Linked DNA regions of Mus musculus: regions 1 and 3 are each linked to region 2. A link is a contact called in ENCODE Hi-C or POLR2A ChIA-PET data. All regions are on one chromosome and are shown on one strand. The core of a region is the stretch at or near the end of the contact, and the rest is flanking DNA. Distances in the headings are between cores, read along the strand shown.

Region 1 (3,649 bases), core at 624-3,123, 85 kb after region 2:
CTTTGTACATTTGTGCCAGCGCCTTCAGAGCCAGAAGAGGGAGCCTAGATCTGGACTTGAGACACTTGGGAGCTGCTTGATGTGGGTGCTCAGCACTGAACCCGGGTCCTCTGGAGGAACAGTCAAGACTCTTGACCCCTGAGCCATCCCCAAGCAAAACTCCCATGAACCTTCTTTTGTTTGTTTGAGACAGGGTCTCACCATGTAGCCCAGTCTGTCCTCTGGAACTCACTGTGTAGACCAGGCTGGCCTCAGAGTTCTCCCTGCCTCTGCCCCCTGAGTGCTGGGATCAAAGACAAGTGCCACCACGATAGGCTCCCTTAAGTATTTTTAAATCGTTGTTTTGAGATAAGACCCTGTGGTGTAGCTCGCCTGCCTGAGTCTTCTGAGGCCTGGGCATGTGTCATCATGTTTACTGTTGGTCTGAGGGCATGAAGCTGGCAGCCTCTTCAAGCCTTGGGTGGATGTGAGGACAAAGAGGTCTTCCCAAATGAGAGATGTCTGAGCTCTGGTCCAAAGTGGAGGACACAGACAGTCAAGTCCAAACACAGGAGTATTTGTAGGCAGAGGACAGGGCTTATGCCAGCGAGTTGAGCCTGAGGTCAGACTGCTCAGTGTGGCAGGGAGGGGTGTGGCAGAGAGGGAATCCACATTAGTCATCACCAAATGATTTATCCGCTAAGGCTTAGGCCTGGGTCGCCACCCTCTGTGCTCCCGCCTTTTAGAGTTTCCGGTTTCGACAGGTTAAATCTTGCTTCACACACACACACACACACACACACACACACACACACACACACACACACACAGGTTTGAGCAATGATTACCTGGCCTGGTCCCAGCAAGCCCTTAGGTGGCGTTAGTGCAATTACGGTCTTGTCTGCTGAGATCTTATTTGACTGATTATCATATTAAGTTATCGGAGATTCTTTGAACAGGTAAAGCAGACTGGTTGTTTAACCTCAGTTTACTTATACATAGAATGGGGACAATAACAGACCTATCCCACAGGCCTGCTTCGAGGACACACAACCTAGTGAGTGGAGAGTATTTAGGGACCGGCAGGTATTTGTCGATGTTGTTTAAGGATGAGCAAGAGTAAACGAGCTAAGGGAACCAGGTGAGCTCCCAGCTGAGGGAACAACATGGCGACATAGGGACTAACAGAAGAGCTGCCATTTACTATGTATTTATCACTTAATTCTGATAGGGGCTTACCCTAGTGTCCTCTAGGGTCTCATGTAGCCCAAGCCGGTCACAAACTTGTTATGTACTGAGAATGGCTGCCTGCCCTCACCTCCCAGTGCTGGTTTTACAGGTGTGTGTCATCACGCCTGGCTATGTTCCCGCCTTACACATGAGGAGGTCATTACTCAGAGACACCAGGTCACTGTTTTAGGGATGAGCAATAAAGACTCAAACCGAGGTTTATATAGTTCCTAGGGAGTGGCCAGACAGCCAGACTAGAAGCCCAACAGCGACCTGGGTGAGAGGCACAAACTGATGGTAAACTTAAGATGTAGATTCCTAGCATTCGGGAAACAGAAGCAGGAGGATTGTTTCAAGTTCGAGGTTAGCTAGGGCTTTAGGTCATCATTTAGAGGATGTTTAACAAACCTCTGTCTCAAAGTGCACAATGAATGAATGAATGAATGACAACTGAAGTCCTTTTTTGCAACTATATACTGCAACGGTGACCGGGTACCCTGTATCTAGTTCCTGGAGGCTCCAGTACCTGGGCGTTAGAATAATTTATTCGTACTCAAAGCTATTTAATCTGGACAGCGTTGAATTTCCAGCAGTGTGTGTATGGGGACGGATGAGCTAAGCAGAGACTTGCAACCATAACCCTCCCGCGCAGGCGCAGTCTGCAATGGAGGCTCTAGGACCGCGCAGACGACGGCTGGGTGGCGGCAGGGTCTAACCCGGAGTAGCTGCCTGAGTCACCGGCCCCGCCCTCCCGAACCGGACACAGCGGAGGCCCTGCAGCAGGCGAGCAAGACCGCGGACCGCCGGATCCGTAAGTGAGACGGGACACTCCAGTCCAGCACCCCTGCACCCTGTAGATCCGGAATCCGTAGTCCTCAGATCTGGCGAGACCCTAAAGTCTTGGCCCTTGGGGGGTCCTAGGACCGGTGTTCTCAGATTCGAACCATCGGGCCTGTCAGCCCCTCCAGAACACTCCTTACCATCCCGGATCTGACGACCAAAAAATATAAGCCCAAAGATCAGAGAGATACCCGGAAATTATTTTGGGCGTCTAGAACCACAATCCGAGATCGTGGTTCCCATTTGCGGTGGGAAGAACTCCGTTATCCAGGATCCTCCGGGCGCACAGCCATAATTTTTGGCCGGAGCCCACAGATCCCGTAGTGACAGTGTAGTCCCTCTGTCGAGAGTATCTGAATGTCTTAATCCACATTAGGAACTTCCTGGTCAGCCCTGGGTCATCCCTACCCTGAGCTTAATTTTGGAAGGCCTGGATCTGAGACACGTTCGGTTTTACACACCTTAGGGTTTCTACACGAGAATCCCCTGTTTTCCCGCTGCCTCAAGACAGGGTAAAGCAGGCAGGCGCTGTAGCCGAGGCTGGCCTTGAACTGGTCCTCCAGCCTCAGCCTCCCAATTTCTGGGATTACAGTAGAGCGCTACCACGCACGCCCAGCTGTACCCCTGTCCTCATGCCTATATATATGCAGTCAAGCCTGGGCCAGGGTACTTTCTAGACCCTAGGAGGTTTCACATCTCCTATCACCTGTCCAGACCCCTAGCTAGAGGCTCTGTCCCCATCTCGAGGCCTTAGTTTCCTCCCCAATCTAGTTGCCGGAAATGCTTGCTTTTTTTTTTTTTTTTTTTTTTTTTTTTGCGGGAAGGGCTGGGCTCCTGGCAAGGCCACTACCCGACCCACCCCTTTTACTTTACAGGACTCAGCTGCGATCATGTTCTTGGTGAATTCGTTCTTGAAGGGCGGCGGTGGCGGTGGGGGAGGCGGGGGTCTGGGCGGGGGCCTGGGGAATGTGCTCGGAGGCCTGATCAGCGGAGCTGCTGGCGGCGGCGGCGGTGGCGGTGGAGGCATGGGACTGGGAGGAGGTGGCGGAGGCGGTGGAACTGCCATGCGCATCCTGGGCGGAGTCATTAGCGCCATCAGGTAAGGCGGGGCCTGAAGGGGCGGGGCGGGCCAAATAATAAAGACTCACTTAGAGTCCGACCTGAGAATTCTTAATTAGTCTGGGCTGATCCATACCGGAAAACTGGCCCTAAGGGGATTCTAGCGAGGCTGGTGTCACTTTTTAGTACCAGGATTAGTAAACCTGCTTCTGTGGGTCAACAAATAGGATGCAGTTTCTTGGGGATAGGGGCTCTTCTGTGTTTGGGGAAGGTGCAATTCTATAGGATTGTATCCAGCCTTCACTGGGGGCGCAGCCAGTGGATCTAAGGCTGTCCATGGCTTAAGATTTGAGCGAGGTGGAGCTTGCTGTTTTAGGAGAGATCAGAGTCCCCAAAGAAGAAATGGTCCAGAGAAGGTTGTGTGGGGTCTGGAGCTGATTGGTTTAGTGGGTAAAAATCCTTTGCTGGGGTTAGAACAGGTGGCTGGCACCTATATCGTTGGTGATCCAAGCACTGATCCCTGGGAGGAGTAGGGGCTGAT
Region 2 (3,848 bases), core at 129-2,628:
CTCTGGAAAAGCAGTCAGTGCTCTTAACCATTAAGCCATCTCTCCAACCTTGAACTGTTATGTCTTAACTACTAAAAACTTAGGAGAAGGCCAACCACGCTGCAGCTCTCCCTGCACCTACTTATCAGATCATTATGCCTTTTCCCCCTATATAAACTGGCCCCGGAAATGTTTAGGGTTGTAGCTTACAGTTCCGAGTCTGGGTGATCAATCAGTTGGGTTTTTTTGTTGTTGCTGGTTTTTGTTTTTTGGGGGTTTTTTTTGGGTGGGGGGAGTTTCAATAAACCAGTCCTGTTTAACTGAGATCGGTTTTTAAGCGGTTTGTGCGACGCTTCCCAAACCCCAACAGACTTCTGGGCTAAAAATCAAACCCTTCCAACAAACATTTGATGGACAATAGTATGTGTTAGGCATTAGTCTAGCAACCTAGGAATAACAGGAAATGGGATAAAATTTGTTGGCTTCAGGGAGGGGCTGACATTCTAGTGGTGGGGACACCGTTGCATACCTCAACCTGTGATGCCCCAGAAAACCGTTTAAAGAGAAAAATAAGCCAAAAAATGAACAGGGAGAATGATGTGTGTGCACATCCCTCTCACCCCTTCCGCTCCCAAGGTAGCAATGAACTATCTACAGCTTCATAGCAGTAGCTCCCAAGACTCAAAGCTGGACCAACCCCGCCCCTCCCAGGGCCACGCCCCATGTTCGAATCTCCCAGGCCAATTGTCCCTGCCCAGGCGCCCCAAAGTGTTGGAGCCCTAATGTACTTATGTGTAGCTGTCCTACCCTGGCCAGTCCTGCCCAGTCAGCAATAACACTTGAGTCTGGGCCAAACCCTGTCCGGGTCCCCGAGCAATCCATCCGCCTCACGTCATCCCAGGGAAGAGCAACACTGCAACACGTGACAGGGGAAACTGAGGGCGCATGCGTACAAAATGTTCCTCGTGCTACCGCGGCTACGCCCCAATCACGGGATGGAGAGCAGCTGGCTACAATCTTCGCAATCCTAAACCTCACTATTTGTATAGGCAAGAGTAGGGCGGTGTTGTTCCCGACCCCAAGCCCACGGCTCTTTGGCTTCACCCTACCCCTATATCCATGAGACTGGTACAGCTTGAATAACTTCCCGGGACTGTTGCAAAAGACAGGATGAGCTCCATCAAAGTTAAAAGCTGTGTGTCTATGAACAGAGAAAGCACAGGTTAGTAGAGAAACCCAGCCAGACTCAGTAAGCAGTGAAATAGACAGGCCCTGGCCCCACCTTCCTTTAGCTCCGCCTCTTATCTCCCATTGGGCAATGAGCCTACCCGGAAGCTTTGTGATTGGCCAGCCGGGGTGCCGGCTGCGTCCAATGGGCGGTGGCGCCGGCTTTCCCGCGGCCATTCGCTATTCGAGTGGGTGCTGGCTACAGGCGGCTGTTAAGAAGCGTAACGGACACTGGTCTCCGACAGCATGATGGCTGCCTTAGCGGCCGGAGGTTATACGCGGAGTGACACGATAGAAAAGCTGTCCTCTGTCATGGCGGGAGTTCCGGCGCGGAGAAACCAGTCCTCCCCGCCTCCTGCCCCACCGCTCTGCCTCCGGCGGCGGACGCGACTCGCGGCGGCTCCCGAGGACACTGTGCAGAACCGGGTGAGAGGCTGGTCGTCCTGTTTACCCAACTCCGGGCTTCTCTGCCACCTTGGTCCCGCCTCGGGGCCTCGGTCCCTCCCATCGCTTCTTTATTTGCTCCCTCAGGCGGCTTCCCAGGCCCGCCTGGTCCGGAAGCCCCGCCCCCTTGGCAGAGGCTTTCCCCCTGCGTTCCTGCTGGCTTCAGGGTTTGGTGCTGCCCATCTTTCTGGCTCCACTTAGAGTTGGCACATTGCTTTATTTTAGTTCTAACTCCCGGGAAATGGTTTTGCATTTACAAATCATCTCTAATATCACTTTACTGTTCAGTGAGTGACCTAAGACACTTATCCCTTTCATTCCAGTGTGTCTTTGATTTTATTGGAATAGGGCTGGGGACCACTGCAGCCACCAGTGTGCTGTATCGGAGTCTGAGCGAGAGGCTGGCCTGTTGGCTCTTGCCACGCCTCCTCTGTAGCGCCTCGGGGTAAGGTGTGCTCTTCCAGGCCCCTATTTGGTTAACATTCCCCTGGTTTTGTTGTTGTTATATTGTTGTGGGTTTTGTTGTTGTTGTTATATTGTTGTGGTTTTTTTGTTTTTTGTTTTTGTTGTTTGTTTTTTCCTTTTGAGACAGGATTTCTTTGTGACTGAATTCATTCTGTAGACCAGCAGGCTGGCTGTGAGCTCTGAGATCTACCTTTCTGCCTCCGGAGTACTTGCCTGGCTTATTTGCGTAACATTTCTTGGTCTTCCTTCCTTTTTCTGTTCCTGATTTCTTTCCTGTTCCTTCACTAGAACTGATTTTTATCTACTTACGGCTTAAAATTATGGAGAATGTAAAAATCTTAGCACTGCTGCCTGGGGAGCAGGGTGTACAAAACAGTTCCACAAAATTTGAGTCACAGAAAGAAATGACTTTGGGTAGAAGGAATGCTATTAGTAAAACTTTTTTTTTTTTTTTTTTTGGTCAGGGTTTCTCCGTGTAGCCTTGGCTGACCTGGAACTGGCTGTGTAGACCAGACTGGCTGAGGTCAACTTTTGAGAGTTCATTCTCCCAGAGTCAGCTTTGGCCCCAAGGGCTTTTACCTACGGAGCTATTGGCTACTAGTCTAGAGGCAGTGGGACCTGGGAGAATGGAGTCATAAATGAGGCAAGCTAAAGTCTCCTGTAGTAGCCAACTTTAGTCTGAGCAGCAGACAGTTTGTACCCTGAGGGTTAAGAGGAGTCACAAGGACAAGTGACACACATGGCAAAAACATGTTTTTCCATCGAGACATATAAAGAAATAACAATACTTAGTGTAATGAATAATCTGAAATAGACTCACTCCTATCTCCTACACCTGGAGGGGCACAAAACCAGGAACAATTCAGTTCTGTGTTTTTGAAGAAACTGAGATCATGAGATTCTTGGCTTGGTTTCTTGGAGTTTTCTTACAAGCACCCAAATCTCACAGGGGTCCATTCTTGGACCATGTTCTGACACTGAGCTACCTCTCTGGCCCCAAAGCAACAGGTTTTTGTTTTCCTGTTTGCTTTTAAGGTTTATTTATTCTTATGTGTATGTGTTTTGCCTATGAGGGTGCCTGGTGCCCCAGGAGTCCAAAAGAGGACCTTCTTGGGTCCTCTGGAAGTGGAGCTACAGATGGACAAGCAAGTGCACTTGTTAACTGCTGAGCCATCTTTCCAAACCCCACTCCCCAGCAACACTTTTAAGAGTGGTTCTCTAGTCATCGCCTGAACACACAAATCTTAGTATAAAATAGAGATGACCACATACTGTGGAATTGAAGGGAGATGGGATTGTGACTGTGCCCGTGGCACACACAATGTCCACATAAAAGATGGATGCATGGCAGCTGCTGGTGGGCTTTTGATGCCTCAGATAATGTATCCCCTCTCCCCACACTTCTGGGTTCTAGGCAAGCCACCCTTGCCCACCAGGTCTATTATGTAGCTCTATAGTCTGGAACTCTTCATAGACCAGTCTGGCCTTGAACACACAAAGATCCACTTGTCTCTGTCTTTCAAGTGCTGGTATTAAAGGCCTGGGCTACCACGCCCAGCCGTGGCTGACCTTTCTGGCTATACCTTCTATGACCTCCCTCTCATTGAGTTCAGCCATGCTGGCCTGCCTTCTCTTTCCTAAAGTTGCCTCCTGGATTTGCATCTAATGAGTCCTTTGCTTGAGTGTTTTGCTGTACTCTTGTCTCTCTGGCTCCTTCCCATCCCTTAAGTCTT
Region 3 (3,726 bases), core at 492-2,991, 110 kb after region 2:
AGGTCACTATTGTCCAGGGCCAGAATCTGCCCAAACTTTACGGCACCTGCTGGGGCCAAAACAGTAGTCACAGACCCACTACATTTGGCTGCTGCAAGATATGTCACATGAAAACATCCACACACCAACTCTTCACTTTCTAAGAAACAAATTTTTAATAATTTATTTTATTTTTATTGTATGTACATTGGTGTTTTGCCTGCATGTATGCTTGTATGAGGGAGTCGGATCCCCTGGAACAAGAGTTACAGACAGCTGTGAGCTGCCACATGGGTGCTGAAACCTGGTCCTCTGGAAGTCCAGCCAGTCCTCTTAACCACTGAGTCATCTCTCCAGCCCTAGAAATAATTTTTTTAACTTTGTGTGTGTGCACATATTCAGGTATGTGTGTGCAATGCCATTTTTGTGGAGGGCAGAGTAGAGTCTTGGGTGTTGGTTCTAGCCTTCTACCTTGTAGTCTGATCACTGCTACACACTCCCAGCTAGTTCATCTGAGAGGTTTTGGAAATGCTTGTCTCTGAATTCTGTAGGAGCTTGGATTACAGGATAATTACAAACACAGTATGACAACTGACTTGTGCCACAAGAACTTTACCCACCTAGGCATCCCAGTCAGTTTGCTTGCCACTGTGGTACAATCACTTCCCTAACATCCCTAAAGGTCCTCCTTACATAGTCACAATCACACATGGTGGCACGCAGAAGGCACAGTACTCTGCATCATCCAGCCATAACTGAACATTCACTCAGGGGCCAGTCACTCTTTAGCAAAGATAGTCCACACCCGCATACACACAGTATTACACACTGTCACAAAGTCCTCCTCCTTCTTTCTCCCTTCTCTCCAAGAACACAAGGATACTCACGCACTGCCGACGCAGAGCCACGGACACAGAACACTGCACACAGTACTACACAAGGTCACTTAACCCAGAGATACACAGTCACAGCTACAACTATATCCACACAACCCCAGGAATAAAGGTTATCGAGCACACAACACACTACAGGACCACGGGATACCACTTCCACAACCACAAGATCCCGGAACACATAACATCACATATGTTTGCACAGCAACAATCAGATATACACCTTGGAGACAGGTGATTACAACAGCACACTACTTGTAAGCACTGACAACCGGTCACCACCACAATCAAAACCACAATTAGAATCCCGCAGCCCAGTCCTGCTTCAGCGTGCACAACCCCGTTCAGGACACGCCTGTTCCCCACCCCCGTTCAGTACTCCCCAGACCATTTACCTTGGGTCTCAGTAGAAGGCGCGCGCATCCTGCTTCAGCCAAAGGTAAAGGTTTCATCAAAGTTGAGCTACAATGTCAGCTCGCTATGGACTCTGGGAAACGTAGTCCATAGCCACATCAGCCCCGGACAAAGATGGTGTCCTTTCACCTTGGGGTCTGGGCTCAGTGTATTATTGAGACGCCGCCCGTGAAGTACCAAAGAGGAAGTCCCCACTCCAAACATCTTACCAGGCGTGAGCTTATTTGGGTCCAAGTGACAACAATCTACTCTAAGAAACCCCAAATCACAAGAGGCGGCCAGGTTTGTGCGTGGGAGACGGATAAGCAACCCGCAGTGCCTTGTGGGAAGTGTAGTCCAAAGTCGTAAAAGCAGTATTGCTGATAATAGACAACAGCCTGGCTAGGCTTCAGTGAACAAGCCCTGAGATGTCGCGGAGACTTCTGGGAGTGCTCACTCACTCCCTGAGTGCGCAGACGCAGGGGCAGCGAGTGGACATTTTGGTCTTTGTCCGCGGGTCAGCACGGCCGTCGTGTCCACGTGGCGCCAAAGTAGGAGGTGGGATCTGGGCGTCCTGGGTCGGTGGGTTCGGGAGGTTGGAGGGCAGTGTTTCCGATCTTTGGAGGTGTAGCGCGGGGTTCAGGGAGTGGGCTGAAGAGCATTGGATCTTGGTGAAGGCGGAGGTGGGGGCCTCTGAGGAAAGCTTGAGCGTTTGAGACCGAATTTGACTGCAAAGTTTGACCCACTATTTGGAATGATTGAGTGGGTGTGGAGCTGGGTGTAGGATTGTGGGTGGCTATGCTTCACGAGGCAATGAGGAGACCCATGTTGAAGTATCACGTCTGCGCGGTAGTTCCCGAGTCGAAAGTGCTGATAATTATAACGGGGCCATCTTCCCGAAGAGCATCCGTTTTATTTGATTACTTGAAAGGTGGGATGAAGCTAAGGGTTAAATACTTTTAAAACTGTATTTATTGATGGTGAGTTTTATACGCAAATGCATTTCGTGATATGTGCAGAAAGCCTTAGTAAACATGTTTAGATTTTAAAAGACGATCTGTGTACTAAAACGCGGTTGTTTATGAATGGAGGTAGAATACAGATTACTCTGTCATGCTTAATTAAGGAAACATTTGGTTTGGAATTGTTTGTCCCGGGGGTGCCAGCCATAGACTTCATTTCTGATTTTTGAGGTACTTTAATAGAGCTGTTAGGCAAATTCGAGTTTCGGTTTGAAGAGCGTCATTTCACTAAAAACCCAGGATTAAGGGGTCTAATTTAGATTTAGGTTAGGCACAGTTCCTCATTTAAAGCATATATATATATATATATATATATATACATTTATTTGTGTGGGCATGCTTGCCACAGTCGGTTCTGTCCTCCATCATGTGGGTTTAGGGTCGGAATCCAGGTTGTCAGCCTTGGAAGCAAAGCGCCTTTGCACACCCCCCCCCCCAAGCTCTCTCACTGGTCCATGTTTTTAGTTTTTTGAAAAAAACTTAGTGATTACTGTGCTATATCGTAGATGTCATAACTCCTTCACGAGTACAGTTCTGTGAATTGTGTAGCACATGTGAAAAACTACTTCTCCCTGCTGTGGCAGTCATTAAAGACATCCGCAGCTTTGGCTTTTCTCCTAATGGTAAAAGTTAAGCAGTACCTGATTAAGATTTGCAAGTGGGTAGCTTTCAAATTTATGAATAGCTGCCACTAGTTGATACATTGTAAAAACAAAAAACAAAAAAACGAAACAAAAGTAGTTTTTTAAATATCACTGAAGCTGGACACATACACACCTTTAATTCCCAACACTTGGGAGGCAGAGGCAGTTGGATCTCAGAGTTTCAGGACCCCTTAACTACACAGAGAAACCCTGTCTTGAAGAACAAAAACAAAATGACAAGAAATCCCCCAAAGAAAAGCAGCTAGAATGTGAGGGTTTGCTTGTTGCAATTTTTTGGAGGTAATGTGTATTGACTCTTGACTGGGCTATATCCCTAGCCCACAGTTCTGGAAATTGATGCTACAAATGTATCTACTATGTTTGAGTGAAACAATACAGACACAAGTTTGCTCGTGACAGCAAAGTTTAGCCTAGAAAAGTATTAGAAACATTTCATGCTCATCCATTAAAGGATGGTTCGGTTGACCTATGATAATAAGCTTATCCAGTGGTCGTGCAGAAGAATGAGGAGGGAGCTTTATATAGACACTGAAAGGTCTCAGACATAGTAGGACAAGGTTCAGAATATAGACTTGTCAGGAATAAGGTAGCTGTCTTTGAATTTCTTTCTATTGGGGAAAAAGCTTCAGGATAGATAGATGTGTGTGTATACACACACACACACACACAGAATGATTGTTACTGTGGGATAGGGGGTACTAGAATGGATAGGCCAAAGGCAAGTAACCCCATTTACTTTATAACTTACACATATGAGTGTAGTATATGTTCTAA

Evidence for each region. Hi-C counts contacts between places; a loop is a spot of excess contacts on that map. ChIA-PET counts read pairs that join two places held with the same protein, here RNA polymerase II (POLR2A).
Region 1: POLR2A ChIA-PET joins it to region 2 with 14 read pairs in embryonic stem cell. The contact joins the promoter of Capns1 here to the promoter of Wdr62 in region 2. POLR2A ChIA-PET finds 5 or more read pairs at or near these places in 4 of 5 experiments (Patski and embryonic stem cell).
Region 3: a loop to region 2 is called in a map of heart, with 2.9 times the contacts of the local background. The contact joins the promoter of Zfp146 here to the promoter of Wdr62 in region 2. A Hi-C loop is called at or near these places in 1 of 37 maps with a recorded cell type or tissue (heart). POLR2A ChIA-PET finds 5 or more read pairs at or near these places in 3 of 5 experiments (Patski and embryonic stem cell).

Annotation. Positions count from the first base shown.
Region 1 is chr7:30,193,377-30,197,025 of GRCm38, reverse strand. It overlaps Capns1 (calpain, small subunit 1), which reads left to right and starts at 1,873. Exons shown (of 11, transcript NM_009795.4): 1 at 1,873-2,020; 2 at 2,925-3,148. The coding sequence starts at 2,940.
Region 2 is chr7:30,277,940-30,281,787 of GRCm38, reverse strand. It overlaps Wdr62 (WD repeat domain 62), which reads left to right and starts at 1,378. Exons shown (of 33, transcript NM_146186.4): 1 at 1,378-1,632. The coding sequence starts at 1,456. Thap8 (THAP domain containing 8) reads right to left here and starts at 1,694. Exons shown (of 3, transcript NR_144498.1): 1 at 1,308-1,694; 2 at 1,089-1,180.
Region 3 is chr7:30,167,756-30,171,481 of GRCm38, reverse strand. Zfp146 (zinc finger protein 146) reads left to right here and starts at 1,741. Exons shown (of 2, transcript NM_011980.4): 1 at 1,741-1,823. Gm5113 (predicted gene 5113) reads right to left here and starts at 1,607. Exons shown (of 3, transcript NR_157376.1): 1 at 1,268-1,607.